3 separate regions of the Mus musculus genome follow, and regions 1 and 2 are each linked to region 3. A link is a loop called in an ENCODE intact Hi-C map of the cell type or tissue named here. Cell type or tissue: gastrocnemius. All regions are shown on one strand. Region 1 holds the start of Ccdc9b (coiled-coil domain containing 9B). Region 2 holds the start of Bahd1 (bromo adjacent homology domain containing 1). Region 3 has its middle 13 kb from the start of Gm39914.

Evidence for each region. Hi-C counts contacts between places; a loop is a spot of excess contacts. Peaks named below come from ENCODE experiments on the same cell type or tissue, not always from the same donor. Only the 100,000 strongest peaks of a DNase experiment are listed, where the experiment ranks them.
Region 1: a loop joins it to region 3, with 2.3 times the contacts of the local background. A loop is called at or near these places in 12 of 42 quality-filtered maps.
Region 2: it touches region 3 in a loop (4-fold over the local background); 26 of 42 quality-filtered maps call a loop at or near these places.

The regions. Positions count from the first base shown.
Region 1 is chr2:118,760,472-118,768,471 of GRCm38, forward strand. It overlaps Ccdc9b (coiled-coil domain containing 9B), which reads right to left and starts at 2,190. Exons shown (of 11, transcript NM_001001982.2): 1 at 2,035-2,190; 2 at 1,174-1,287; 3 at 818-925; 4 at 55-210. The coding sequence starts at 2,181. In gastrocnemius, CTCF peaks have their summits at 1,035 (motif pointing right), 4,218 (motif pointing right) and 6,343 (motif pointing right); DNase peaks (open chromatin) are centred at 220, 993, 1,560, 1,951 and 4 more places; H3K4me3 peaks cover 3,359 bases; H3K27ac peaks cover 3,927 bases.
Region 2 is chr2:118,898,369-118,906,368 of GRCm38, forward strand. It overlaps Bahd1 (bromo adjacent homology domain containing 1), which reads left to right and starts at 3,247. Exons shown (of 7, transcript NM_001045523.1): 1 at 3,247-3,389. Gm32957 (a long non-coding RNA gene) reads right to left here and starts at 2,812. Exons shown (of 4, transcript XR_003954052.1): 1 at 2,384-2,812; 2 at 819-911. In gastrocnemius, CTCF peaks have their summits at 2,845 and 4,443; DNase peaks (open chromatin) are centred at 1,776, 2,203, 2,480, 2,974 and 4 more places; H3K4me3 peaks cover 3,841 bases; H3K27ac peaks cover 2,669 bases.
Region 3 is chr2:118,971,504-118,979,503 of GRCm38, forward strand. No RefSeq gene overlaps it. Among named protein-coding and RNA genes, the nearest start is that of Gm39914, 13 kb to the right of the region's middle. In gastrocnemius, a CTCF peak has its summit at 4,961; DNase peaks (open chromatin) are centred at 1,352, 4,089, 4,575, 4,973 and 1 more place; H3K4me3 peaks cover 2,427 bases; H3K27ac peaks cover 1,328 bases.

The DNA of each region.
Region 1 (8,000 bases), 210 kb before region 3:
TCATGGCTGAGCCAAGGGAGGGAGACCTGAGGTCTGGAAGTCTCAACTGCTCACCTTGGCTTTGTTTTCCATGGTGACAGCAAGTTCCACCCGGTGCCCCATGCTGAAAGTACCCGGTGCGTCTGCAGCATCTTCATCATCTGTCAGTGTGGTAGTCACTCCAGGTGAAAGGGGCGCCCTGGCCCAGTTTCTGCTGACCACCCTCTTCTCCTGCAGAGCGAGATGCCTGTGTCCTCAGGCCACATGGGTCATCCTGAGCAGAACCTGGGTGCTGGGTGCTGGGGGGAGGGGTTCCCTAGGTTTGGGTTCCAGCCCTAGGCCTCCCTGGAATGCCCGTGGCAAAGCTTGGCCCTTCAGGAGTTCACATGCCAATGGCATTAGTTATTCAGAGCTCAGAGCCAACAGAGGGATCCAAGATGCCACAAGGGCTTGTCATCTCTGAATCAAAAAAAAAAAAAAAAATCCAGAGTATGCAGACAATATGGCCTTATCTCTAAGACACTGATTCTTTTGCTTACAGCCCAGACTTCTCCCTCCTCTGCTTCCTGCAGGGTTTCGGCCTCAGGGTCTGGGGTAAGGAGAAGGCTGTGCTCTGCACATAGGGTTTACATGCAGAGCTGTAGGACTGGGAAAGTCTGTTCAAAGGTTTCTGTTTGGTAGCCTTTCATCTGTGGCCCTTTGGAGAAGATGGCAATAGCTTGGGAGGTCTGTTGTTGCTGGGAGACACCCAGAAAGGCAATTAGGAGAAATGGGATAGTGTTAACACCCCAGGCATGGTCCAGGCCTCAACCCTGCCTGTCTCCAAGGTGAGACTTACACCGGGAACCTGGCTGATGGTGACCGTGAGGCTGTCGGGTTGGAGGAGCCCTGGAGTGGTCACAGCCATGCCCCCCTGCTCCGCCTGCCGACGATCTTCCTCGATCTCCTGTGGGAGGGCCTGAAGTCAGCAAGGCCATGGCCCCCCAGGCTCACAGACACACAGACACTGACAGGCCTACACAGAAAAACACCAATGGGACACCAGGGGGCAGAGGCACCACATCACCAGTGCCCAAGACTTTGATGGGGGCATGGGCTAAGGCCCTCAGAGAGAACCCACTGTGTAAACAGCCTTTTGAAGGTAGCCAGGGACCCCAGCCACAGGAGTCCTCTCAGCCGACACAACACACTCACCTGGTACCTTCGTAGTAAGGCCTGGTTCTTCTTGCGCAAGGCAACTATCCTACGGTCCAGCTCGGCATCTTTTTCCTCATGCCGGCGCATTGTGGACTCGGCTTTGTGGGGCCCCTGTAGAAGGCATGGAACCCAATACAAGGAACGGATTTTAGCCCCAAGCTACAGCACCCAGGGTGAAAGAGGTTTCTTAGGAAGATGGTCTACAGAGGGCCAAACCCCACCCCAGTGAGGCCTGTCTGCCAGTTTGCCTACTGAGGGCTCAGGTCAGGGTTTCATACCCAGGGCCTCGGCTCCCAGCAGCAGGCTGCCCCTCCCCCTGGCTCCCCAGGGGGTTCTGCTGTGAGCACAGTCTGGAATGAGAGTTAAAAATGGCTCTGGCAGCCGAACCTGCCGTGACTGGGAAGCTGCCAGGGGATTCAGGAGGTCGAGGGGGGACACTTTGCCTCCCAAATCTAGAACCACACACACAGAGACAGGCTTTAGCTTGGTTCTGGCCTCCCAGGCACCGGACCCCACTCCCTAAGCCTGTGCCCAGTCCGAAGGAGAGAGCAGCTCCCACGGGCTCCGCGAGCCCTCCAGGTCTGAGCTGCTGACTGATGGGGCAGGAGAACAGCAGGCCCAGCTGGGAGCAACTCTGGGCCGAGCCATGCCTCTGCATCAAGATCTGCGGTTCTTCTCTGTCTGGCTGTGGGGTCTATGTTTTGCTCAGCGCCTTGCCCGGCCCACCACCTGCCTCCTCGTGGCTCTCTTTCTCCCAGGCCCAGCTGCCACCAGCTGTCCCCAGAATGTGGCTGCTTCGTAGCTTAGCTCCCTCCCATCCTCTAGAAGCCCCCCTGCCAAAGAGGAGGTGCCACTCACGGCCAAATGCATGGAAATACCAGGCGCTGAGAGAATTTCAAAACAGCTCCCGGGAGCCAGAGCTGGAGGGAAGCTGGAGCCACCAGAGCCGGCCCTGTCGGCCTCTCCCTGCCGGCTTCTGCTTCGCTGCTCAGCACAAGAGATCATGTTGTGATTACAAAAGAGCGCTCTGGGCTCCCAGCCAGGAACGCCTAGCCGCCACCCCCACCCTTCCACTCGCAGAGGGCGAGGACCGGGGCACCAGCAGCCGGCTGGTCTTGTCTAGCACATATCCCTGCCCTGCCTCAGTGTCCTCGCACAGGAGATCTAGGCACGAAGGGCCCACTTTCACCTGTGATCCTGAGCCCCAGTAAGACCCGCCCGCCTGTGTGTGCCCACAAATGGGATAGCTGGGTCTTCATCCCTCCCACTAGGAGAAAAAGGCAAGAGATGCAGGTTCCACACGATGGCTGACGGCCCTCCCTCGGGGCGTTTCTCTGCTTTCCTGCTGGCTGTCCAGTCAGCGCATTTAAGTCGTTAGATAAGAGTGAGAAACCTCCTCCCCAAGGCCATCTCACACCACCACAGACCCAAAATGCCACTCTCCCCCATTTGGTTTCTGAGCTGGAATGTGCTTTTCTCTGTACTCCAAGCATGGCCACTCCTGGAGGCCTAACTCTCTGGGTCTCCAGACCCCTACCATGCTAAAAGGAGCCTTTCTATGGGGTCCTTAACCCAGCAGAAGCTGGGAACAGTTAGCAGCCCTCTTCCCTTGGGATCCTCTCACAGAGCCCTTTCATCCTGACACTCCCAGGATAACATTTGCAGACTCTCAGATCCCAAGAAAGGACACAGACTCCTTCCCCAAGTAAGTATCTTCACACAGCCGAGGCCAGTCTCTGCCCAGGGGTGCCTAGGTCAGCTTCAGTTCTTATGTGGTCCTGACTTCCAGGCCTTGACATGAGTGTCACAAACTCTGGCATCCCCTATGTCCCTGACTGACCAGGCCTCAGATATTTCCCCTCACCATAATCTACCCCCACCCCGGTCTCTAGCCACCATGCTAAGGCCCTTTGCTGTCCAGGCTCTCGCCCCTGGCCCCACACCCCCATCTCTGCAGCTCCTGAGTTCCCATCCTGCTTGCAAATGCCACTGTGTACCCTCCTCCCTTCCTGCCGGATGTTCCCACTGAGTCAGACTCTTGTCTACTTTCCCAGCAACAGTGACGCACCCGAGCTCCTAGATCTCTCTCTCTCTCTGTCTCCCTCTCCGCTTTTGTCTACACACACATACACACACACACACACACACACACACACACACACACACACACACACACGTACAAGCACACACTTCCTCCACCTTCTCTGCACCCTGCCTCACAAATACTGCTGAGGTCAGCCTTATCCCAGAAACCTCCAGAAGTCCCAAGCTTCCCACTGTAACCGCCCCTGCTACACAGATCGCAGTCCGAGAGGGAGAGAGACCTAATGCAGCCCCCACTCTTTGTAATTTTAGTCCTTGATCAGGTTTAGAAAGGAGGGATGTAAACAGACTACAGAGACGAGGCCAGGTTTTTGTCCTTCTCAGCTTCCACTGCCAGCCAGTGTCAGAGCAGAGGGGTCAGGAGGCACAGGTAGACATCTGGCAACCCTGCAGATAGGATGACCCAGCCCCCTGTAAGAGCTTCAGGAAGATATCCTGAATGTAGACACAAAAGTTTCCCAGCCACCAGGCTGAAGTACCATGTACCCTGAACAGCTCCAAAGACAAGACTGAAGCTCCAGCTGCCGGCCACGTGTTTCCAAGTGTCACTCACAGCTTCTCACGCCCTTGAGCAGACCCCACAAAAACACGGTTTACCAGTCTGCTCTCCCACCGGACAGAGGCAGATTGCTATACTAAGTGCTCTGAGCTTCCCCCATTGCCTGGCCCAGTGCCCCCATGCCGTAAAGCCTCATTGCCTGCAGGATGAGTATGGAATTAGCCAGCACTACACTGTGTCACTGTGGGTACCTGTGCACAGGCTGTAACTGCCTTTCTGACCACTCAGATAGATGGACACAAGCTGAAGAAGGCAGGTGTGTCTCGACGGATCCCTGGAAGAGGGGAAATGCCGGGCTGTGGGAGGGGGCGGGGCTTGAGAATTTCCAGTTCGATATTTCCCAAACCAGGTGTCTTTTTCTCCAAGTCACCACTAGGGGGCAGAAGCATTCCAAAAGCTTGGCTGGCAATTGGAGTGGGGGTGGGGTTTCCTTCAGCCCCCTTTCTCACTATCATCTCCCAAGTCTAGCTCAATCCCACCTTCCAACTCCATCAGAACAGTCAGACTACACAGAGGTAAAAGCTTTATTTTATTGATGAGCCTGACAGGTGTTGTCTCTCATGCAGGCTACCTTACCTGTTTGTACTGCAGACGATACAAAAAGCCAGGGTGCTGGCCTTGCTGTCCCTAGGCCTCTTATTACAGCTACTCCACCAAAACAAGTTTGCTTGCGATGTCTCTCTATGCTCTCTCTTTCTCCTACTAGGGTTGGGCAGGATGACCTAGCCTGGTCTTGGATCACTGCTCTCCCCAGGTGACTCCCTGCACCTTCCCAGGTCACCTGCCAACTCGGGTGGCCACCACACCTTTAGGGCCTACGTCAGATGGACTTTATTGGTAGCATCTGGAAAGATACAGTTGGAGCCAACTTCAAGAACAGGATTGCTGGAAGTCCAAGCTTCTCTCTAGGGGACATCTGCCCAGGAGGAAAGGCTTAAGTCCATAGAGGTAGCGCTGCTCAGACCCTCTACCCCATTTCTGTCAGTGTGGACATCCCCACTGCTCTCCCCCACCCCCGCTCCTGTGGGAGACTGGTTGACTGAGTATAGTGTTTGGCCCTTGGCCTACTCCTCAGGCTCCGTCTAGGCAGAGGGAGATGGGATGGTGGATTCCAGTCTCCTTCCTCCTTACAGGCAATGGCTCTTATGTCTTTATAACACCAGGTGGCTATCCCTCAGTGAGTCATATGATGATAACATTCAAATACCTAGCAACATCCATATTTGGAATAGTATGTAGCCAGAGCAAGGTTCAGGCCGTTTTCCTCCTGCCTCAGGCAACTGCGCGGTGGTCATCTCCTCAGTTGAAGGAGTGCCTAAGGCTGCCTGCCTCCCTCAGTTCTGGGGTCTGAGTATGTCACAGTCATCTAGTGTGTGGACGAGGGATGACCTGAGGTGCCCCTTTAGTATCTTCTCTGGGTCTCTTTTCCTGTCTTCCACCCAACGTATCAAAGCCAGGCTCCTGCAGCACTGGTTCCAGACAGTCCCCCTGTGGCTGCTCCCTTTCCAGGCCCCAGGCCATTCTCTCGACCCCAGCACTAGGTGCTTCTGGGAACAGATCCTGTCCTTTGCCTGCCTGCAGATCCCAGAAGGCTGCTCCCACCCCAGTGCTTAGGAATGGCTCTTTGTTGGGGCTGAATCCTTAGAGGTCACTTGTGGGGAAATGTTGAAGAAGATAGACAAGGATAGGTTGGAGAAGGCAGCTCAAAGGACATTCTTTTCTGCTTGGCCTCAACACCACCCGCTCCTACAGTGGACATTCCTGTCTCATGAAGTGTCCTAATTCCTAGGCCTGGAACGGAGACCTCAAAGTACATGAAGTCGGGCTGGAGAGACCAGTCCTGAGCAGGTTCCAAGTCTAGGCCCCACCTTACCAAAAGCATGCATGCCACAGCAGGGTAGCTTCTGAAGGGAGCAGGTGACCTGCCTGTCTTCAGACTGGGTGTTGCCGCCTGGGACCTCACTCCATCCCTAACCTCCCAGGCTGCAAGGCCCATTCTGAAGTTACACCCAACCTGCAGCCCCAGTCTTAGCAGTGGGAGATGAACCCCAGTGTGGGACTGACCCCCTGTCCCCAAGACTCCTTGGGTTTGGCCTCTGTTCCTCATGGTGGAGACAGAGACTCACAGAGTTCTCCCAGAACCCTGTATTCCATCCCCCACCAACTGCCACCCTTGGTAGAGGCTGAATTTTGCCTGCATCTGGACCTGCCCATCACACGCCATTGGCAGAGCATCAACTGTGGGCTTCACCTAACCACATAAGCAAGACTCATACAGGAAGAGGCAGAAAAACAATGGTGGCCCACCCCCACTGCCGTGTGCGTGTGCGTGTGTGTGTGTGTGTGTGTGTCTGTGTGTGTTGAAACAGGCTTTCCCTGACTTTCCTGGAACTCACTCTGTAGACCAGGCTGCCCTGGAACTCAGAGATCCACCAGCCTCTGTCTGTGCTGGAAATAAGTAAGGATGGTGGCCTTTACAAGCAAAAGGATGTCCGGTTAGGAAAGTAACAGCCAGACTGGGGAGGTCACTAGAGGGCAGCCTCAGCAGTGACAAAGTCAAGGAGCTTCATTGAAGATCCCAAGGCAGGGCTGATAAGGCTCTGTGACAGGCAAGGAAGTAGAAAGTAGAAAGTCTCAGATGGGCCGGTTGAGGGAACTGGGCAGTGTCCAGACACCAGAGAGTGATGCTGGGGCCTGGAAGGGCCCTGTGGGATCTGGGGAAAGAGAGAGCAGGGGAAATCTTCAGGGAGACACAGAGCCAGGACAGTCTCCAAGTCTCAGGCCAGAAGTCCTCTTGGGAGCAGAAAGAGCTAGCCTGTGTCTCCCTAGTACATTCCTCACGTAGGTCTGGAGAAAGGGGCAGAGGCCCTGGGGCAGAAACTACACAGGCTCTAACTACCAGGAAGCTTACCACCTCAGGCTGGGGTGTGGGTGACGCCACGCCCAGTCAAAATAGAGGGGCCTGGTACAGTTTTGAAGGGTGACAAGGACAGAAGCCCATGAGCAAGGCTGAAGTGTGGGTGGTGGGAGCTAGCCAGATACAATCATGCAAAAGCCAAAGGTGGTGATGTGTGCAGCATCCAGAAGCCCACTGTGAAGCAAGGGGTGATGGGTAAGAGAGTCAAACAGGCCAGCGGTGCTCACACTCACTCCAGGAACACATTGCACCCACAGCTTATGGTTGCTGGGTCTCTACCTGTGATGTCATTTGATCTCCTCAAGTTCTGAAATCTGTGAATCTCTGGGGAGATCAGAGTCAGTGACCTGCTTCACTGTCTCTGTGGCTGAGGCCTTCTCCCTCCTCCCTGGCACTAATAGCCCTATAGCACTTTCTCCAACCCATGTCCAGGGTGGGATACCTTTGTCAGGTAGGACATTTGCATTGGGAGTCTATTGTGTGCCCTCATCAACCCAAAGAGTCCATGTGATGTCCCCATTGCCCTAGGAGACCCCCTTACATCTCTTCCTGCTCCTGATGATCTCGATTCTAATCCCTGCTTCTCACCACAAATATGCCCTCCTCATATCCCAGGGAGGAAGGTCCCCTCTGTCATTAAACCAAGCATTTTGAGTTCTTTATCCCCTGTGAGGCAAAGGGCTGGTGGTGGAGGGGTGCACATTTGGCTGAAGCTCTGCTGGCCTTAAACATCTTAGGACTGTGGCCACAGTCCTAACCTCTGCTGTGGATTGGCCCCAGTGTGCCCATCATTGCTCTGGCAGCTTCCTTATCCCCAAAGGTCTCTGGTCAGACCACCCACAATGTCTTATCTTCTCTGTCTATTCCATCAAGACAAAGTTCAGGCCTTCTCCGAACTCCCTCAGCACCTCTACTTTGGCCTTCCCTATCCTAGGCAAGGGGCTCAGAGCTTGGCTCCAGAAAAAGAAGGAAGTGAGCCCTCCATTCTGGAGCCCAGAGCATTGCTCCCACCTCCCTTCTGGGAGGGTCTATGAGGACGCAGCTTTTTTTCTCAGGCTCAGCCCAAGGCTGGAAGAGAGGTAGGTGTAGCGTCAGTACCTCTTAAAGATAACGGGGAGATTCTGAAAGAGGAGGGCTGGTAACACAGGTGGTGGTAGGCATAGGAAGTACCATCTGCTCGGACTGCAGTGTGGGAGCTCTGCAGGCACCACACTTTGCAGACCTCCTCTGGGGCTCTGCCTGTCT
Region 2 (8,000 bases), 73 kb before region 3:
CCATTTCCAGACCATCCATTTCTAGATCAAATGACAAACCCTTTTTGGCGAGAGAGAGGAAAGGTGACAGCCCCCAGGCAGTGGCACAGCTGTTCTGGTGGAGTGGGATGGGAGCTGCATGCACTAAGGAAGAAACCATGGGAGCAGGAGCCTTTCCCAGATGTGCTGATTAAGGCTTATTATAAAGATAAAGGTTGTGTGTGTGAGTGTATGAGTGTGTGTGTGTGAGTTCGTGTGTGTGTGTGTGTGTGTGTGTGTGTGTGTGTGTGTGTGTGTGTGTGTGTGAGTTTTATCTGGGACCGTAATGGTCAAAGGCAGGGTAGAAACCCCGGATTGATATTAAATAGTTCTACAACAGGAAAGGCTCTGGATTGGAAGGAGGATTGTTCCAGATGCAGGGGTCCTGAAAATAGAGTGAAAGAGGACAGGAGGCCAAAAACTCCCTTTGGGGTACACGCAGCCTGTCTAAAACCCTGGCCTCCTCTTGGCTGGCTGGTGGACCAGCGTTCAAAAACAAGAGAGAGAGAGGGGGGACCCAGGAGATCAATGGGCTGCTAAAGGAGGAACATCAAGTGCCTTTAGAAAGCCTGCGCTCCTCCCTCCAGACCCCACCCCCAGCCATAAGCCCACTGAGCCAGAGCCTCCTGGGGCAAATGAGCCAGCCACCCACAGGGAGAGCTCTGAGGACAGAGTTTCTTTGGCTATTGAGCAGGCTGGGCTACTTAAGCTCCTGGGTCCTCCACCATCAGTCCCTCTTCCCTTCCACCTGGGTCTCAAATAAATCAACTTCTCCTGGTACCCGGACCACAGGGGTTTACCTGAAGGTGCCAGGGAGAAGCCCACTCCAGCAGTCTTGCTCTGGCTCTGTCAGTTTCCAGGTTAAACGTGGGCTGCCGCTTGAGTTTCTTTCCCTGTGACCAGTTAAATTTTTTCTTGATCCTCACATTCTCAAACCACCCCACCCCTATCATCAGAGTCTGCTGTCCTACCTTGCTCACTTAAGTGGCCAGAAATACCCTCTACTTCCAATCTGAGGACCGGGGTCTACCATGAGACACGATAATGGACTTGGCTGAGGAGAGGGGCTAATTTTGTGAGATGGAAAGTACAGTTGGCCTGTAAGTGTTGGGGAGCACTGCAGAGCACCTTTGCCTTGGGAGGCTCAGTGAAGGGAGAAGTCCTTCAGTGCCCTACTTTCCGAGGTTTGGGATTTTGCCTTCCCTAAGGATGGGAAGTAGGAGGACAGAGGTACTAAGAGACTTTGGCCCTTTGAGAAGTTGGCGCACCACGATTTTAGTACGGCCTTGGTAAACCGTGTCCTGTAGACTAGGTAGGCAGCTTGGGAGACCCCGGGGGCAGTTCTGGAGGTAAATGAATTCTCTCTCTCTCTCTCTCCTCTCTCCTCTCCTCTTCTCTCTCTCTCTCTCTCTCTCTCTCTCTCTCTCTCTCTCTCTCTCTCTCTCTCTCTCTCTCTCTCTCTCTCAGGCTATTGCCCAGCCACAGAGGCTGGCAGCCCTAGTTACCTTAAAAGCTGCCCGGGTCAGTGCACGTCAGTAGCACGGTCTAGGAAAGGTGGGGAACTGTATAGAGCGCAGGAGGAGCCCCTAAGCCACTCTCCGAGGCTCGATTTTTCCTGCTTACTAACCAGGCTTCCTCAGCACTCTGGGCGCTTCTCTGCCCTAGGCGTTCCAGGGCCCAGCCCCTCCCCGGCTGCTCCCAGGCTCGGGTGACTTGACACTACCCTTTTTTGCTCCTGCTCCTTTACCTCCCAAAGCGCCCCTCCCCCGCCTGAATTGGAAATGAGGCTTTGTTCAGGGGTGGACTCGGTATTTCTCAAGAACCTACTGTGTGCACATTACAGCTCCTTGAAGTGAAGTCCTGGGCTGGCTCTGGCGCTACAAGGTGTCCAGGACACAGCCCCTTCCCGCACCTCCCAGGGACTTCCCACCCCTTCATATGACCTCAGCCTGCTGTGCCCACCCACCCAGCTGACCCCGAGAGCGTGCTCAGGCTTGGAAAAGCACGTCTGTGGGTGTGAGAGACGGAGCCACAGCATAAGGCGACTATGGGGAAGCTAGGTAAGTGTCTGCACTGGTTCTACACTAGCTTGGGGACGCGAAGGAGTGTGTCCAGCCGCGCCTGTTGGGCTGCCCGCCCCTTTCCCTCTCCACCGGAGAGCTCTGATGTTCCCCGCGGTGGTGGAAGAGGGTGTGTGGGTGTCAAGGACTCACAGACCAGACTCTGCTGTCAGCTGGAAATGGATGAGGGTTCCACACTTGGCTTCTGAAAGAGGGCGAATTGGGAACTGGGGTGGGGGGCGTTAGGTGAAGGACAGAAAGAGGAAAAAGAGATGCGGGTGAGGGGTTACCGAGCCAGGACCGACCTTGCTAGGAAGGAAAGGAGACGTGGCAAGCAGGGAAGTCGGAAAGATGAGGCAAGGGCGGGAGGGGCTTCTCAGGAGTCGGGGCCCTTTCGCGCGAGTCTGGGGCCCTTTCAGGAGGAAAGGGGGTGTTGTTCTTGCTTGAATTTTTCGGTTGGTCTTCCCGAAGCTTTGCCATGGGGGCAGCAGCCTGAGGGTGAGGTGCCCCCTCGACCCTCAGTTTACTGTAGCCGGTGCTGGAGAGGTTACGAGGAAAGAGGGATGTAGAAGGGTGATGGTCAGGGAGGGGGCGCGCTAAGATTTTTCAGGGTGGGGGTCTGCAGTGAGGTGCTGGGGCTTCAGGGTCAGGTCACCATGGGATACTGGCTCAGGCTCCAAAGACCAGGAGAAAATACAAGAAGCCGGCAAAGAAAATCATCCCCCGCCACCACCCTTGGCACCGTACCCCTCCCCCCAGGCCCCACCACTCCCCGCACCGCCTCCCCCGGCCGCCTCGTGCTGCCCCCTGCGTCGGGACGACCGACCCACGATTCTGATTGGTTGGAGACCGGGAGGGGGAGCCGAGGGCCGGATTGGCTGGCGGGGCCAGCGCAGGGCGGGGCGGCTGATTGGCGGAGCTTGCCGAGGGGCGCGCCGCTGATTGGCTGAGGACGAGGAAGCAGGAAGGAGGGCGGCGGAGGCTCCGCTCTCGGGGAGTTTGTGGGGGAACCGCGAGCGGCGTAGCGGATCCCGGAGCCCGGCCCCCGCTGCTCGCCCGTCCGGCCGCCTGCCCCGCCCGTCCGGCCCTAGCCGTCCGCCCGCCCCGGCCAGGCGCGCCCGCCCCCCCCGACGGCCCCGCCCGACCGCGGCCCCCGCTCCGCCTGCCCGGCCCCGGCCCCCAGGAGGAGGCGCTGACGCAGCAGCGTGGAGCCCGGGAATTGAGCGCCCCCGGGGGGTTCCAGCCGCCGGATTCCAGCCCGGCCAGGGCCTGCGGGCGCCCGAAGCCGCGCCGTCCGCGCCTCTCGTCCCGGTGAGCTAGGAGCCGGGATCCAGGAGGGGGTAGGGGAGGGCGAACGAGCGAGAGCGAGCGAGCTAGGTAGGCGGACTAGCAAAAGGGAGAGGACCGGCCGCCCGTCAGCGCGCCCCGCCGAGCGCGCCGCGCCGCCGCCCCCGCCAGCCCCGGGAAGGGACGGACGGACGACAAGAAGCAGGTGCGGCTGCTTGCCCGCCCGCGCGCGCCGCCTCCCTCCCCCGGGTCCGGCGCTGCGGTCCCGCCATCGGGGAGCATTGCGCGCCTCGAGGTGACAGCCCCCGGGGGGCGCCCGCCTCGCAGGCCGGGGGCGGGGTGGGTGGCGGCCGCAGGGTGGCAGCTTGGCCGGGCGGCGGCGGCGCGGGCGTCCCGGGCTACGGAGGGCGGGAGGACGCGGGGTGCTTCCTCGCCGCGGCGGAGCCGGCTCGCCTCCGAGTGCGCGGGCGGCAAGGCCCCCGCCAAGCCCCCTCCCCCATCGTGGTCCCGGAGGCTAGGGGCCGCGGCTGGGGGCGTCGCCGCGGGAGCGCCCTCTCGGGGTGGGGGGCGCCCTCCCGGGTTGGGAGCTGACCGGCAATTGCCGGAGGGGGGATGGGGATGGGGGCCGCGTCAGGGCGAGGGGTAGTGTGGACTCGATCGGGTCGGGCTGAAGGAAGGGAGGCGCCGAAGACGGAAGGGGACCGGTTCGAACAGCGAGTGTGGGCCGCGGGAGGCCCTGTGGGGACCGTGCGGGGCGGCGGCCGAGTCCGAGGTGGGGCGGGGGGAATCGAAGTTGTCAGACCGCCTCCAAGTGACAGCGGGACCCGGTGCTCCAGGCCTGGCCTGGTTGTGCCCTGCCAGTCCCGCCGCCTCTCCTCTGGGGCCGTGGACCGGGTCAGGTCGGGCCCAAGGGGCCCGCTCGGCGGTGAAGAGCCGGACAAAGGCGGCGCCCGAGCGGGCGCAGGTAGTGGTATCGGGGAGGGGAGCGAGTCCGGGGCACCCACCCCAAGGGGCGGGCACGGGGCCGGACTCTGCCCTGGGGACTGCGGGGGCCGGGGCGTCCACCGGGAGGAGCTGCGGCACTGGCTCTGGTCTGTAGCCGCAGATATCCTCGCGGCTCCGGGAAGAGTGGGGTCGACTTAGCCAAGGCGGAGGGGCAGGGTTGAGGGGTGTGCGCACCGAGTGCCCTGGCCGGTGGCGAATGGGCTGGTGGACTCACAGAGGCGAGCGGAGCCTGCTAGCAGTGAGGCTTTCAGCAAGTCTGCCTCTCGGTAGAGGTTTAACTCCACCTGGGATGTCTCCTAGTGGCCCATTGTCGGCAGTCTTAAGAGCACAGGCGGCTACTTGGATTGGGACTAAGGGACCCCACCCCCCAACACACACACCCACTGTGCTTGGCGATGCCTTCACTATTGCTGTAGCCGTCTTCCTTGGGCAAGAAGGTACCCACATAGGGACATGATAAAGCTGAGTCCATAAATTGAGGCAGAAATTTGAAGACATAAAATAAGGTTTCCAGCTTTCTTTTGTACCACCTGACACGTTTCTCCCCATCTTCTACCTCCATAATCTTCCACCAACAAGGAAAGCCTCAGAGAGACCACATTTCTTGGGGACACCACTGTTCTAGGACACTTTGGGATCTCTGGCTTAAGCTGTGAGCGCTAACCCCAGCGGGTGAGCAGCTCTAGGCTGTATGATGTTTACCCGTTTGAGAAAATCCACTCGGCTCCGGTGCCCCTCCTCATGTGATTAAGTTGGGAACAGGAAGAGAGGAGTCTCAGGCTGATAACAGCTGAGAACATGGCCTTTTGCTGAGAAAAATCTGGGTTGGAGTGGCACACCAGTGGGACTGGTCGAGAGCAGCACTCGGCTGTGTTTGGCTCTAAGCCCACCGTGAGAAAGCTGCTGTCTGCCAAAGGAGCAGGAACAGGGTATGGAGTTCATTCATAGCACCCCGGCGCTCTCTCCCCAGGAGAGTCTGGACCCCAGCTTGGGTGGAGTTGAGGCTTGTGGGGAAAGGGGGTATTACCTCACACAAGAGACTGAAGTTTGTTGGAGAGAGTTTAATTGTATGTCTAAAATCCAGAGAAGGCTGGAGAATCTTTCCTTTTGCTGGGGTTGCACTGTGTGTGATTTCTTTTGGTGGCAGTCAGAAGGGTGACCTGGTTTGGCTGCTGGAAGGTGGGAATTGCCAAAATAACATTTCCCTCTGTGGCAGGGGTTTAATCTGGCAGGAGATACTTGTCTGTCAGATGAGTGTTTGGGAGGGCTGGCCCTGGGGAGTTGAGCCATTAACTGAGATGGTTTTGGTAGCCATCTCTTTCTGTCCCTCTCCTCCCTTGTTTCTCTCCTGTACCTCTTATCACTCTAGAACGGATGCTAGCCTGGGACTGGCAGCAAGTCTCTTCTCTGCGTCCTGGTGTGCACTACCATTGCTGGGGTTGGTTTGTTCTTTTTGGTGTCTCCCTCCCTCCTTCCCTCTCTGTTGCCATGTTCCCGGGTCAGTTTCTTCCTGCTTCCTCTGGCTCTTCTGGTCCAGTCTGTACACAGCTAGCTACCAGATCTTTCTTCCGAAGCACCCCTTCCACATGTCAGTTTCTTACTCAATTGTGCTGGCTTCTTTTTGCTGCAGTCTAACCCTAGGCAATGTCCCTAAGGCTATTTGCTAGTCCTGCTGAGCACTTTTGTCTGTCCTGCCCTTCGCACCCAGCTCCTACCCCTTCCTTCTCTCCCACTTGTTTTTTGTCTTGGCGTTGACCAGTGAGCTTGTGAAAATGGATTGTCTAACATGGTATCTTCTCAAATGCTTTGTAGATTGGAAGGTTCTTAGGAATCGAAGTAATGAGTTAAACGCGTGTGTCTGTGTGTAGTCTAATCTTACTCTTGGTGTCGTGTGATGTGGAATTCAGTGTGGATGGAGGGGAACCTTTGGCTTTTCTAGAAATGCTCAGTATGGATGCAGTCCTTGGAGGTCTCTGACCTTTTCTGTGAAAGGTGTATAAATAGGGCACGTCTGTAAGGCTCTGGCCTTGGGCATGTTTAACTGCTGTTTCTGATCCATCTGCTGCTGAAGATTGTTCACATGACAGACACCACACAGACAGGAGTTGGAAAGGGGCTGTGGTCCTGTCCTCCCATTGTCCTCATGGGGCCAGTCTCTTGCTGTACCCAGCTCTGCTGTGTGTTGGCAGTTTACTTGTTGTCTATGCTACCGTATGCTTTACCTCTTTCCGCCTGGGTGTCAGTGAGGGAGAAAACGCTATTCGGAGAACCCCTGACAAATAACCCTGGATCAGCCCTGTGGATGGGATTTGTATGGTTCCTTTTATATTAAGTGTTTTTACTGACTTCCCAAGGTAGAGCTTTGGGGAAGAAATGCTATCATTCCAAGTGCCTTAGAAGTTGGTGTATTGACGATCAAGCCTACACCATGGGGGATGTGGGAGAAGACTGATGACTGGTTTGGAACTAGGTAGTGAAGAGACAGATGTACCCCTGCACCCATCCTCTTTCCCCCAAACCTTTCAGTTGTGCCCCAGTTTGATGATTAATGAACCAGCATTTACCTTCCAATCGGAAAGGCCACCCCTCACAGTTGCCATGGCAATGCAGACCTCTCCCCTGTCAATTAAGAGAGAAAAAAAAATCCTACTTCTCTTTTACTGTAACAGAAAAGCCACCTCAGAAAGCCTCTCCTGAGTGCGCTCCTGATCTGCCTGTGCTGTCTGCAGCATGCATCCTGGGACACAGTCCTTTCCTTTCAGGGACATTGCCTGAGTTTCCGCACCTTGAGCAAATTTTGCCCCTCTTGGAGCCAGCAACTCTAGAACCATCAGAAGAGGAAACAACCTTTTAATTTATTCAACCATGATGCAAATTACAATCCAGAAAGAGCCCTTCTCTTCTCTCTTCTGCAGAGATAGAGGAAGTGCCTCCTTACTCTCGGTGTTTAGAGGCGAGGCGTGAATTGGGTAGCAGTCAAGAAGGAAATTTCAGTAGACCCGAAAGAAATTCAACCTAGCATACCTGCTTGAAATTGGAGTTCAGTGAAAATTGGCTAATTATTTTCATTTCTTCCCACCTCTCCATCTTAGCATCTAAGAGGACTTACAATGTTTTCATTTTATCTACTTTTGTTCCTCTTGGCCTTGCTCAGGCAACATCTGGCCTCAGTGCCTTGTCACAAGGTGAGTCACTAAGGAGGAGAAAAAAATCCAAAGGGGGGGGGAAATCCCCAGAGCTGAAAAGTAGCCTGTGTTGAACCAAAGCTGCCAGCCCAAGCTGCTGGGTTTATGGAGCATTATATGAACAGTCCGGACACTAAAGGGCCTCCTTTTTATGAATGGGTTGTGGAGAGTATAAACAAAGCAGCATCTCTCAATGGGGAAGCATTTCACATGAGCAACACTACCCCGACCCAAGTAGTTACCAAGTAGTTACAGGCGGGTGCTTGCTAGCATAGTCTGGCAAGGCTTGCTTCCTTTGTGCCTTTGTGACTTTGGAGGGACTATGGTTCTGATGCCGCCAGCCAGCGCTCTCTAGCTGTGTGGGCTTGGCCTTGTCTTGATGGGCCAACACCCTGTCTTTGAGCTCTCAAAAAGATGGGAAATACCATGTTCGGCCCAGAGCTTA
Region 3 (8,000 bases):
AGAGGCCTTAGGGTTTGGTTCTCAGCACTTGTGTCCGGTGGCTCACAACCATCTGTAACTCCAGTTCCAAGGCACTCATCCCCCTCCTCTGGCTTCCTCGAGCACCAGACGCTCATGCAGTACATACACATACAGGGAGTCAGAATACACAGACACATAAAAACCAGGCAGGGTGGCACATGCGTTTAATCCTCGCAGCACTTGCGAGGCAGACGCAGGTGGATCTCTGAGTTCAAGGTCAGCGGGGTCTACAGAGTGAGTTCCAGAGGACAGCCAGGACTACACAGAGAAACTGGTGAAAAACAAAAGCAAAAGTGAAAACAAACAAACAAACAAACAAACACACAAAAAACAGGAAAAAATTCACCAATTTACACGTATGTGTAGTACACACCTATAATCCCAGTATTCAGCCAGTGAAGATGGAAAGATGAGAGCCAATCTCAGCTACCTAATAAATTCCAAATCAGCTTGCGCTGAATATTCTCCTGCCTCAGCCTCCTGAGTGCTAGGATTACAGCCGCACGTCCCTTCTAGAACTGTTAAATTAGCTCTGATAGGAATGATGACAGTCTTAGGGAAATGTGCAGTTACCAGTAGTGGCATTATGTATTTTGTGACATTGAATTTTGGAGGGCTCACTCACCTGCTTCCTACCCCTCAGTCCTGTTTCCCCAATGAAATCACCAGCTCCCACTTACCTGAGGACAGCTGCTACGATGAAGGGGCCTCGTGGGTGTTTGTTTCCTTTCAGAACAGCCACATAAGATTTCCACTTCTTCCTTTCAAGTAAACCGAAATTTAGAGCAAAGGACAAGCGAAACTGGACCTTCTAAGAGCGAATCTTTAGATTAAAGGGTGGGGGCTGTTTCCATTTTATTGATGAAAATGTGTTTGCTTTCTACTCAGTCAGTTACCCATTGTGTATAGCATGGCATTTTCTGGTTCAAATGGCTATCTGGGTAAAATACCAAAATTTAAAAATCTTTTTTCCTCCACTTCTGTTTCAGTGTTGACAACTCTATTAGAATCTGAAAGTCAGTACTTTTTCAGCCGAAGGACAGTTCAGCCGAGATGTTTGATTTTACCATACAAATGTGATTCGCGTCCTTTAAAATAATAAATAAATAAATAAATAAATAAATAAATAAATAAATAAATAAATAAAGCACTCAGAGGACAAAAGCGAAAAAGAATAGTTGGCCGCACGCTGGGATGACTGCTGGGATGGGAGGCTGCGCGCAGGCTTCTGAAATACTCCCGCCAAAAGCCAGGGTGGGCTCCGGGCCTCCGCTCGCTCAGAGATGCAAAGCCGCGGGTGACCGGCCTCTGGCGGCGGACGTGGCTCCCCCTGCAGGACCGATAGAGAACTGCGCTGGAAAATGTTCCAGCCTCATGCGCCCCGGAGTCCCGGCTTTAAAGGGCTGCTGGCTGCTGCGCGTGCCTGCTCGCCGCTTCCGGGCTGACAGTGTGGGCTGCAGGCAGTGGCCGGCCCAGGACACCGAGAAGATGACAAGGAGTGGCTGAACCCCAGGGCTCAGCCTGGACAGTCGACCACTGACTGCACGTGGGGGGTGGGGGAGATCACCTCGCCCAGGACAGAGTTCAAAGGTGGCTTCCCTCGGTTTTTGTCTCTTCCTACCACCCCACTGTCTTTTCTCGGCTTCCTTTTTTAAAACAATAGTCTTAACTAGAGAAACTCTAAAACGCTATGCTTGTGCAAGTTATTCTTAGATAAGTAATTTAACCTGTCCAGGATTCAGTTTTTCTTTTCTTTTTTTCTAGTAATACTAAAATTACAACTCTTTTTTTTAATCTGATGGTATCTTATAAAATTCAATATGTGCTTACTCTATGCCTAGCAAAACTCCTAAGTATTTATTCAGACGAAATTAAGATCTACACCCATGTTCAGAGCAGTATGACAGTAGCCAAATGTCTATCAACGCATAAGGAAGGGCACACCACACCGTGGACCTGACTGCCACTCAGCAGTAATCTATGATATTATATATCAGAGTGCTGGGCTCTTTGAGTAGTATGGACAGAAAGCAACCTCTGGAGCAATGGAGATGTTGTGAATCTTGACTGACTGTGGTTAATGTCTGTGTGAGTTCATATACTTGTTAGTAAACAGTACGTGAAGATTTATACATTTCAAAGCATGAACATTAAACTTTTACATCAATTTTAAAATATCTTTGTTTTGGGACAAGGTCTTGCCATGTAGCCTAGGCTGTCCTTGAATAGTTCCTGTGTCTACCTCCCCAGTGCTGAGAAAATAGAAGGACAATAAAAATATTTTTGAAAAATAGCTGTACCCAGCTTATAAGTGGTTTTAATTATGAAATAAGCTACGCAAGAGGTTTGGAGAGCTGGGGAGAGATGGCTCAGTCAGTAAAGCACTTGCCCTGAAAGCCCACATTCAGTCTCCAGAACTCCAGCTTTAAGATGAGCGCTTGTAATCTCACTGCTGGGGACACAGAGGCAGGGAACCCCTGGGGTTCACTGGCTGTCCAGCCTAGCCTACTCAGACAGCAAGAGACCCTGTCTTAAAATGCTAAGGAGGATAGCCGAGGTTGCCCTCTGGTCTCCACATGTGCACACATAAGCCCACACACAAAACTGTAAGAAGAAAGAACGTGTGGACCTAAATGCCACCATACAAATCCTACGTATATGCATGCAGTATTTATGCAGCACTTATATCTAATATTCATAGCTAGCCCCAAATCCTAGAGACTGTGAGAAAGACCTATAGTTTAAAGTGCTACATGTCAGAAGTGTCTGTGAGAAAAACTCACAGTACGAAAGGAGGAATCAGCCTACTGCCGTCTTAACCAAAAGTGGGGTTGAGAGGGTTAAATGGGGCCACATCCTTACATTTACATGTGATCAAGAAGGGATACAAATGTGCATAAGTTATTCAATATATCTTTCTGCTATAACTACTTACTATGTTGTTGGTGGTTTTTAGTTTTTAGACAGGGTCTCACCGTGTAGCCTAGGTTGGCCTCCAGTTCACAATTCTCTTATTTCCATCTCTGAAGCTTGATATTATGCCTGCCCTGATAGAACTCTGCATCTGTGAAACATTGCTTCTAGTCCAAATGCCAGAGAGTCACAGAATTTAGCAAGGGACAGTGCACATTCTTCTGATGTGGAAACCACACATTCAGCGATCGCTGCTCCCTGATGCACCCAGGACATTGCACTAGCTGTGGCTTTTCAATCTGGCCCTTTCCTAGATGCCGTGTGCCTCGTGGAAAGGGGACGTCCATTCTGAATGCCTGAGTGGCAGGCTAGCTCTGTCACTTATTACACCTGAGACTGTGGATGTCACTTAACCTCTTCAGCCTTAGCTGCAAAGCAGGAATGACCTCATAGGGCTTTCTAAGCTAGTTGGATAGGAAAAGGCATGTGTGAGTCAGGGGACAGGGGTTTGGGATGGGGTGGGGCACTGAAGCTGAGGAGAAAGCTCAGAGGGTAAAAAGGATTTGCTGGGTCAGTGTGAGGACCAGAGTTCATATCTGCAGTACTCGCTGATGGTACTTGTAATCCCAGCCATGAGTGGATTCCCCGGATTGACTGGCCAACCAGTCTAGTTAAAATGGTAAGATCCAGGTTCAGGAAGAGACCCCCCATCTCAGAAAATAAGGCAAGGCTGATGAGATGTCTCAATGGGCATAGGTTATTGCCACCAGCCTGAGAACTCAAGTTTGATGCACAGGACCTACATGTCAGGAGAGAATGACTCCCACAAGTTGTCCTCTGGCTCCTACAGGTGTGAATCTGTACAGACACGTGGAAACGCAAACAAATAAAATTGTTTGCAAAGAATTGCAAATTGAAAAAAAAATCAAGATGGAGAGCGATAAAGGAAGACACCTGCATTGGCTTCTGGCCTGCGCATGCACTCGAGGATGCCTAGCCATCTCCTCCTACAGAAAGAAAGAGAAAGACGGTGGAGGTGGGGTGTTGTTGACTAACTGCAGGGAATGCTGAGCAGGTTGCCTGGAGTAAGCAAGTGTGCGTGCCAGTGAGCAATTTAGGAGATGCAAGCCCCCCCCCTCCTCTCTGCACAAACGGGTGAAGATGTGGCAAAGTCTCTTGGAAGGGCGTGGGGGTGCGGTTCAAGTAGGCATGATTCAGACGCTGCTCAAATAAAGGGGCCGTAAGAAACAGCCAAACAGGCAAAAAGAAAGAACTTTCTGGACGAATGAAGGGCTGTGCCCCCTGCCCTATGCGTACATGTCCTTTCTTTGCTTTCCTCTAGAAGCCTTCAATAAAATCCACGTGCTCTACGAAAGCGCTGTGTAAGTGGATTTCTAGGGAGGAGTGGGAGAGTTACCAAGCCCTGCCTTGAAGGGTACAGTCAGGAAAGTCAGGTTGCAAACAACACCCATGACTGCCTTATCCTGAATGTGTCTGGCACAGTCCTAGATTCGGGTTTTGTGTTTAATGAGTGACAGATTTTTTAGGTGGCGCTTCGTGTCTACGTGTTCTGGCAAAGGAATCTGCTTGGCCCCTGCACAAGTGTTTGTGTAACGACAAAAGGGTCTTGGCTCTTGTGTGGTGGGGATGTGGTTATAGTGGGCTCCCCGGCACACGTGTTTGTATAACGACAACGGGGTTTTGCATCTTCTGGTGGGCGTTTGTGTGGTGGGGGTGCGGTTATAATGTGTTCCAATTCTTCCTCCCTACAGACCGGAAAATCTCCCTCGTTTGGACGCAAATTATTCTCTGCCGCTCTCCACTTAGCTTCACGCCGGTGGAAGGCGCCCAGCGAGCAGCGAGTAGCTGTTCCGCCCCTCGGGGACCTCATCACTCCCTCCGGTGGCTTCTCGCCCACACCGAGCCTCTAGGGAGCTACCCTAGTGGGCCCATGGTTCAGCGAGTGACAGGACCTTCTCTTTCCGCCCCACCCGGTATTGACTCGGGGCATCCCTTGAGCGCCCCCTGCTCGTGACTCCGGCACTTGCTGCAGTTCCCAGCCCTCGCGAGCCGCGGAGCGCCCGGCCACGCATCCCCGGCCGGGTCAGGATCAAGGTCTTAGTCCTGCTGCCGTGCGGCTCCCTGGGGCTGGGACCGAGGGAACGTGCGGGTCGCGCAAGCGTGAACTTGGGGCAGCCGATGCCGGTGCCAGCACCGCCGCCGGCGAGGCGGAGACGGAGCGCTGGGTGAACCCGGTGCTGATACAGTGCAGGCCGCGGCTGTGCAGCCCCCCCGGTCTGCACTGCGCCAGCCATGCGCGAGCCTGAGATCAGCCTCATTAGAACAGCGTTTTAGATCGAATTTTCGGGTGGCTCTTTGGAGGCCGCCAGTCTTGGCACAGGAGGGTAGGAAAGCAGGCTCGCTCTGGTATGTGGTGCAGCGATAGAGGAATTTTTGACCACTGCGCTAACAACCTCGCCTGCTCCCCGAACTTATGTTTTGAGGACAAACATGACAAACTGTGACATCGCCCAAATGCTTTGTATTTATCTACACAGAGCTGACATTTTCATACCTATAATTGATCTGATCCTCTGTTTATTTTGAGATAGAGTCTCAAACTCTGGATCCTAAAGCTTCCACCGGAACTCAGGGATTACAGGCATACACCACCCAGCTTCCTGATTCTAGCTGCTTCTTCTCCTCTCCCTTCTCCTCCTCTTCCTGTCGCCATTGTCTTCCTCCCGTGTCCCACTCTTCCCCAGACCCTCCATCAGCCTCAATACTGACCCCTGGCAATTTAGGCTAACACAACTCCATCAGCTGTGACCCAAGTATTCAACTCACATTTCTGCTCCCATTTGGTTCCCAGTCTTCCCGTTCTAGGCTATTTCTGGCTGTCTGTTATATGGCCCTCTCATTAATTCCTGTCCTTTAGGTGTCCTAAACGCTGTCCTCGCTGTGCCTGACTCAGGCCCAACCTTCCCTAAGATCTAGATTCACCATCTCAGTTCAGAGCACGGTTTCTAGATGGGGCCTGATGAAGTTTGTGTAGCAGACTAGTGCTCTCAGAACCCTCCCTGGAATCTCTAGGCTTGGAAGGATCCTCTTCCTGCCCAACAGGTCCCCCAGGACAAAGTCGGATTTCTTATTCTTCTCCCCAAGGGATTTGAGCTCTGTTTCTCGAGCTCTTCTACTTTGGGAGGTCCTGTGTCCTCCTAGGATGGGCCACACAACCTTTATTGCCAGGAAGGATGATTCCTACCTTATTCTTCCTGTTGGTCTGTCCAGAGATTCTGCTAGGTTTTTCACACCAAGAATTGGTAAAGGAAGCTGGGCAGTGGTGGCACACTCCTCTAATCCTAGTAGGGCTGGGGGTACAGATCTGAGTTGGAGGTCAGCCTGGTCTACAGAGCTACTTCCAGGACAAGAATTGGTAAAGGTGTCAGGGCCAACCTGCCTCAAGTCCAGACTGTCTGTTTCCTTAGGCTGCTAGTGAACACTGAATACCTGCTGAGTGGCTTAAGGAAGACCATTGTCCTTTCTCCCGACCCAGCTAAGTTCCATCCTTTGCATCAAGGCTGGAGCCTAGCTCAACTGAGGGCTTAATTAGAGCCTGCCTTTATCACTTACTGTCGTTTTTTCACACCCTGTCAACAGTGTTTCCAGAAAGAGATAGTGATGTCAATTCTGTTCCTCTGGTCACCTACACACCTTAGTCAAAAACAGCCAACCCCATGCTAGGGGGAGGGGGAGCTATCCTTCATCTCAGAGTCCTCAGAAGGAATGTGTGCTGTGAATCGGTACCCGGATGTGTGTTTATAGGTCTTTGCTGCCCCCGGAGGCCTCCACGGAACTGTTCCTGGCCCACCTCTGAGGACACACCATGCCTTGCCTCACGTGTTCATCTTTTCACATTGGAAATAACACTTCCTGAGTTTTAGAGTTTCTTGCACCAGGAAATCATCAGGCCAGTGAGGACAGCTATATTTTTGTAAGTTCATTGAAAATACTATCACTAATTATTATCATCCTTTTACTTATAAACACATTTTTTATTCTAAAAATACAAGAATGACAGCATTTCCAGATTAATCACAAGTTTTTGCTTCTTTAGAATCTTGTGTGGGCCTAAAGTAGCCTTGAACTCCTGACTCTTCTGCCTCTGCCTCCTGAATGCCTGGACTAGATGTGTACATTAGCACATTCAGCAACACATCTCTAAAATCAAATAAAATGTTCTCTTTAAAAATTGGATTGCTAGGCATGGTGGCACATGCCTTTAATTTTAGCTCTGGGGACTCAGAAATACGTGAATCGTTATGAGTTCGAGGCCAGCCTGGTCTACAAAGCGAGTTCCAGGACAGCCAGGGCTATAAAGAGTGACCCTGTCTTAAAAAGAAAATTCATTTTTGGGCTCAGGAGATGGTTCACTAGGTACTTAGCACTCACACTTGAGAAACCAGACTTGGGATCCTTGACAAGCATATAAAATCCACTGTGCATGATGGGAGGCAGAGACAGGATCTCCAGAGACAGCTGTGTAGCTAGAAGAGCCAAGCCAGCAAGCCTTGTTTGAGGGTTCAAGTAAGGAAATCTGCCTCAAAATATAAAGTGGAGAGCAATAATGGAAGATACCTTATGTCAACCTCTGGTCTCCACATACACGTGCATGCACATGCCCATGGAGATACATGTGCTCTCAGGAGGCTGACAAGATCTCTGAGTTTGAGGCCAGTCTGGTCTACAGAGTGAATTCCAGGAGAGCCAGGGCTACCAGAGAAACACAACAATAACAAAAAATTTACCGCATCATGATAATTTTTCCTCTTTTCTAGGGAAAAGCACTTCAAGATCATTGGTGAGTCAGGAACTGGATTCCACACAGAGTACATCACTCATCCAGCAAACAAGTTGCCTGGCTACTACTGTATGTAACCAGCACTGTTCCACGCCCACCTTCTCCATCCAACCCCTCAATCTGGATGGACTGGCCTAGGCTCAGGTCTCCCAAAGCCATGTCTTAAGCTGCTTGAGGCTGGATTACATTTGGAAAAGAGCTGATG